Linked DNA regions of Homo sapiens: region 2 is linked to region 1. Evidence: chromatin loops called from intact Hi-C (ENCODE). Cell type or tissue: sigmoid colon. All regions are shown on one strand. Links, peaks and the distances in the headings refer to the core of each region. The heading gives the core; the rest is flanking DNA. Region 1 has its middle 120 kb from the start of SEMA3A. Region 2 holds the start of SEMA3A (semaphorin 3A).

The links. A loop is a pair of places that touch in the nucleus more often than their neighbours do. Peaks named below come from ENCODE experiments on the same cell type or tissue, not always from the same donor. Only the 100,000 strongest peaks of a DNase experiment are listed, where the experiment ranks them.
Region 2: it touches region 1 in a loop (7-fold over the local background); 5 of 110 quality-filtered maps call a loop at or near these places.

The regions. Positions count from the first base shown.
Region 1 is chr7:84,313,169-84,316,098 of GRCh38, reverse strand. It overlaps a transcript of SEMA3A not described here. Among named protein-coding and RNA genes, the nearest start is that of SEMA3A, 120 kb to the right of the region's middle. In sigmoid colon, for the core only: no CTCF peak of the experiment used is centred there; no DNase peak of the experiment used is centred there; H3K4me3 peaks cover 2,500 bases.
Region 2 is chr7:84,193,306-84,196,235 of GRCh38, reverse strand. SEMA3A (semaphorin 3A) reads left to right here and starts at 1,447. Exons shown (of 17, transcript NM_006080.3): 1 at 1,447-1,761. The coding sequence starts at 1,650. RefSeq lists an enhancer at 526-1,333. In sigmoid colon, for the core only: no CTCF peak of the experiment used is centred there; a DNase peak (open chromatin) is centred at 1,165; H3K4me3 peaks cover 2,500 bases; H3K27ac peaks cover 524 bases.

The DNA.
Region 1 (2,930 bases), core at 109-2,608:
CCTTCAAGTGAACTTCTGGGCACCAGAAATCCTCCTGCCTCAACTTCGTGAGTAGCTGGGACTACAGATGTGCACCACTGCTCCCATTCTTTTTCTAAATAACAAAAGAGAAAAGAAAATAAAATTAGAGGAAGAAAGACAGAATTTTAAAAAGAAAAAATATATATTAGTAATACAAAAAGTACATAAAATCATAAAATGTGAAAAAGAGTAATCCCTACAATTGTATCCAATACATATATTTAGATTAATAATCAGATTATCGAGTGAATTTGTAGTTAAAATTAAATAGCATCAAAACATCTTAATATAAAACCTAGTTATCACAGTAATCTATTTGAATGTAATTGAAATAAGTTTTTGCATAAAATTTTATGAAGAATTTTTTTGCTGCCCCTCCTCAGAAATTCTTAACCATATGTCTACTGAAACATTTGCTAGATTTAGTTATTTAGGACAAGAATATGTAGTTTATTGCATTTATCAGTTTCATCTTTTTTTTAAGAGAGGATGAAATCTGAGAAAGATTTAAGTCACCAAAGATTTCTTACATAATTAGTTTAGAAAGAGATAAACTATTTGAAGTCTGTTTTTAACCAGAGACCATCTAGATGATTTTTTATTTGTTTCTATACAATGATTATATGACTTAATAATCATACCTGCTATTTTAAAAATAGAGCTCAAAATCCTGCGTATTGTTATTGTGTCGATCATCCAAGAAGAAATACAAAATGTGTAGACTCTTATATATTGTGGTCTTTCCTTCATGGGGTTTGTGCCTGCAGTTGTAGTGTCATTAATGAAACTAAGATTTTCAAGAGTTAAAAAAATCTGGAGGAGAATATTTCATGTCCTCTCCAGCCTAATCGTCTGCTATTTCGTATCATACCTGTTCAGTGATCTGACAAATTTACTGATTACATTTATAATCTTTAAATTTCTACTTGATACAATGTTTAATCTTTTGGAGTTTGATATTGGTAAGGTTAATTACCCTTCTGGAAATGATTGACTTGTTGATCTCATTCCACCAGCTAGAACAGTGAGTAGAAAATTATTCGTAGCAAACCAAAAGCTTCTCCAGATAATATTTTCAGTTAATGTGTTATTTATTCTTCATGATTTTATAGTACTATGTTGGATTTATTATGAGATTAAAACAAATCAAATTACTTTCCTCATTAGTTTTTCATTGTTTTCCTCCCATTTATATTTAAAGAAAACCAGCTTTTACTTGAAAAAATGACTTTCTAATCGAGTCTTAGCTGGCAATTTCCTCAAATTCTTGCTGTATTAAGGCAGACACAGTATAAAATCAATCTTGTCTAAAACAAGCATTGCTTGATTGAGCAAAAGTGACTATTGTCTCTGATATGCTATCTTCTATATGCCTTTTGCATCTGTGCACTTTCTATTGCATAGTTCAGTGAGTCTAGAATAAGTCGTACTATGGTAACAAATGATCTCAACATCTATCTATATAGCTTATTACAACAAAGTTTATATATTGCACACATTATATGTCTATCATGGACAGCTTTGGCTCTGCACCATCATTCTAAAATGAAGAACCAACCCCAATCTGAGACATACTAGTCTTATGGCAGAAAGAAAAGAGCAAGAGCAGAACAATGAGCTGGATCTTAAAGCTTCTGCTCAGATGTGGCACAGGTTACTTGCAGTCATGTCCCATTACACTACATGTCATATGACTAAGTATAAAATCAGTGGTGTGGCAAGTGTAATCCTATTGCACGGATGTCTGTTTGTAATGTTTATGTCTCTGATATTACCAAAGAACTAAATCATTGATTATGACAATCTCTGCCTTAATTAAAATGTTATGTCTTTATCTAATTGCAAAACTAGATAGACTCACTGACTGAATTCTGAGAGGATTTTATAGACATCAGACTATTAAAATGTCTAGGATATAGACCAATTTTAGAATGAATTTGAGAAGCTATCATACACACATAGAAAGGGTAAAAATGTTGAGTATTATATTTGTAAAATGATAATCCATTTTCACTCACCATAAGTCACATTTGGGCATACACTTCAAGACCTTGCTATCATAAACTCATTCAATGAGCACAGTTTTATCTATTACTTTAAGTGTAAAACTGTATATGGTGCCATCCAACTGAAGAAGAAAAAAATACCAGTTTCTTATCAGATAATGTAAAGAATGAAAGCCTATTGTTAAAATGATTAAGACCACAGAGGAGGAAACTAAGTAATTAACTTGATTTATTCCCAAAGAACTATGAGTCAATATTTTTGTTTTCACAGAATTACAAAACAAATAGCTTACGTGAGAGGGCTTATAGAAGTACAATTTTACTCTTCCTATGATTTTAGCTGTTTTACTTTCAAAATTGGATTCTGTCGCTTAGGATGACAACAGAACTTCAGAAAAAAATAAGTATTTAAAATCATCAAGCTGATATTCTCAAAAAGTAATGACAAATACCAATGCATGATGTAATTAGAGTCAAGTGTATAGTGTGATTAAAGAGAAATATTTCATACATAATATTTCAAAGAGAAGAATAATAAAACTATACTGCAAATAATTTTAGAATAGGAGACAGTGCAAACATTAGGAAGGTTCCAAAATAGTGATTGTATCAAGGTTCATAACTGTAGCCAAGAAAGACTCTCTTATCAGGAGTCACGTATAGTTTATATATATATATATATATATATATATATATATATATATATATATATATACACACACACATATACATATATATATATGTATTATATACACACGTATATAATACATATATATACATCTTCCCAGCCTCTCATGAGAGAAAAATGGAAGGCGAGATGGATGGAGAGAAGAGAAAGAGAGGGAAATATTTTAAATTTGGAACTTTTCTAGCAATATCAATGACAGCTTTAAGTCTTTCCAA
Region 2 (2,930 bases), core at 107-2,606, 120 kb after region 1:
TTTATGTTTTTAATTGTGAGACTCACTCTCTCCCTTCAGCCAAGAAGTTTCCCTACTATTGAAGTTGAGTCTCTGGATTCCAAGTGCTGTTCTGGAGGTGGGGGGTGGGGAGTGGTGGTAGGAGGGGGTAGGGCAGAATCATTTGGGGAATAAAGGAGAGAAAGTTCTGTCCTGTTAACTTTTTTATACATCCCCTAAAGATTCTTGTAAAAATATCAGCTTTGAGGAAAACTGAATGAAAAATAAGAGAGAAAATTGAGAGGCCACAGCCAACTACTTGTTTCAGAAGGAACTAATGGTGTTCATATGACTGCCTGAATACATGCCTATACGTCCCACAGAAAATTTAGTAACCCTTCAGCAGCTCATGAAGACACAGAGATATTCTTTTCATGTTACTCCTTGACACTCAGCAGGGACTTTTGTGAACTTTGTCATCTTCCGCTGCCCTTTAAACCAAAACTAGGGAAGTGTCTTTAATTAATGAGATGTGATGCATTGAAAATGTTAGCCAGAGCATTCCAGAAGCTGGAAAACCATAGACGTTTTTAAATTCTGAGTATCCTTTTGAGAATCCCCCGTTGTAATTTATAATTCTCAAAGGACCTATATTTGTCTTGAACTGATTGTTGGAATGGGCTTTAGTAGGAATTTCTTCCCTGAAATTGCAGTGGGACAGAGGAAGGGGGTGGTTGAGCCCAGGGGGTTTGTTGGGAGGAGGGAATGATCTCTAACAAGGCTTTAAAACCTTCAGTGGTTAAAGTTGTATTGATGAGGATATATAGACACACACACACACACACACACACACACGCACACATACAATGCACAAGTTCAGCAGGATTGTATAATGAGCATGAATTGTAAATTTTGTAGGTAGCAGAATTCAGATTTTTAAAATCAAAATTGCACCCAAAAATGGCTATAAAACAACGCTTGCCTTGGGAAGTAAATTTATAGCTACATGCCTTTCACAGGCACGCCTGAGGGTTCTGCTCCCGGCTCTAATCTCTACGAGATGTTTTTTGCATGTGTTGTGTGACAGGAGGGAAGGGGAGTAGGTTGAGCTCGCCTGTTCTCCCATTGTCAGCCAGTCTAGTGAGTGTTGGGGAAACCTGTCTGTGGGATCTTGTGTCATCTCCCTCTACATGCGTACAGGAAAAGTCCGCGCTGCTCACGGTTTCTCTCTCTCTCTCTCTCTCTCTCTCTCTTTCTCTCTCTCTCTCTCTCTGTTTCCCTTTCATTCTGCTTCCCCGGAGCCGAATGAAGCAGGGAGCAGGATTAGAGACTGCCACCGGCTATCAGAGGAGCTTAGATAAAAGGAACTGCTTCTTAAGCACCACTGCAGCAGACCTTGTTAATTTTTTTTTTTTTTCTTTCCACACAACAGTTGTGCCTCATTATCCGGTGCCTGGCTCGGAATTTTTTTTTTTTTTTTTCTTTTTGGAGGGTTTGAAGTTTCTGTGCTTCAGTGACTGTTACAGAAGAAGAGGTGTTAGTGTTGCCATGAGGTCTTGATTGTCTGCATTTATGAATGAAACTGACCTAAATCACCTGTTACCTCCAGTTTCCAGATTGTTTGAACTTCTCTGGCCGCACAATACAGGAAGGAAGACTAAAGCAGCAAAGGGACCTACAGCGTCTGCAGCATGGGCTGGTTAACTAGGATTGTCTGTCTTTTCTGGGGAGTATTACTTACAGCAAGAGCAAACTATCAGAATGGGAAGAACAATGTGCCAAGGCTGAAATTATCCTACAAAGGTAAATCTTATTTTTCTTTTATTTGGTTAGCTTTGTAATAACCGCCCCCCCCCTTAATTCCTTGAACTCCCTCCCAACCCCAAATCATCAAACCTTTAGTTTAACCTGGTAAACCGACGTGATTATGTGTATCTTTCTGAGATGCTTTAAACGCTTTTTGTAAAAAGCATGTCTTCTGTTTGATATATGACAACTTAAATGCAAACAAAGAACATTTAATCACATTTGCTGAAAAGAGCTGTATGCCTGGTACACGCTGATCTGTATATCTTATTATCCTATCTTATGCCTGTTAATTTTTCCGACTTTAATTCTATTAAAATATTTTCTTAAAAATAGAAATGCAAAAATGGTCTCTTTGTAGATGTGCATGCCTTACCTATAATTACTATGATGAATTGCATTTTCTTAGTTTTAGACATGAAATGGTTAATCGTCATCATGAATATTCAGTTTGTTCAAATCTGACAATCAGATGCTTAACATAAGCAGTAGATCATGGTTTGCCAAGAGAACATAAACTGGATGGAACAGACTAGTTTTTCCACAGTGCCTTATGATTGTACAAAAGACTGTATTTGGCTAATTGTGTAAAGCTAAAGTCTTTGAAATATTATGTTATTTAATTCTATATGTACTTCAGTGAGAACTGCAGACACATTACTGTCTGCTTGCATAGGTAGTTGTGTAAACTTCTCTTTTGAAAAGTATAAATTAAAGAGAGAAAAAAGAGCTTTATCACTAGTGCTTTATTTGGTTACAATTTAATGTATGTGCTTATTTTTATTGAGGATTTTTTATGTTTGTTCCACATTTGCTTAGATAGGTCTTATAGATAGATGATGTGTAAAGTAATGCTAAAGTAGAGCCCAAAATGATATACATACATTTAGTGGCAGTAAATCTTTCTATAACTCAGGTATTATTAAAATGGAGTTGAAGATTAAACTGTTTTAACTCAAGTAGTTTTACTCCCTAAGGTGTTGATTTCTTATGATTCTCAGATTTCTAAAATTGGGGGTGGAGCAGTGAGAAGCTCTAATTAAGCTTATTTTTTAGCCTATAAGTTAAAATAAAAATTATTGAAGGTATTTGTAGAGATGTCTGTCTACTGTACCTTGCTCTTATGCCACAAAACATATTCTTTAATTCTCATATGATGGGGAACA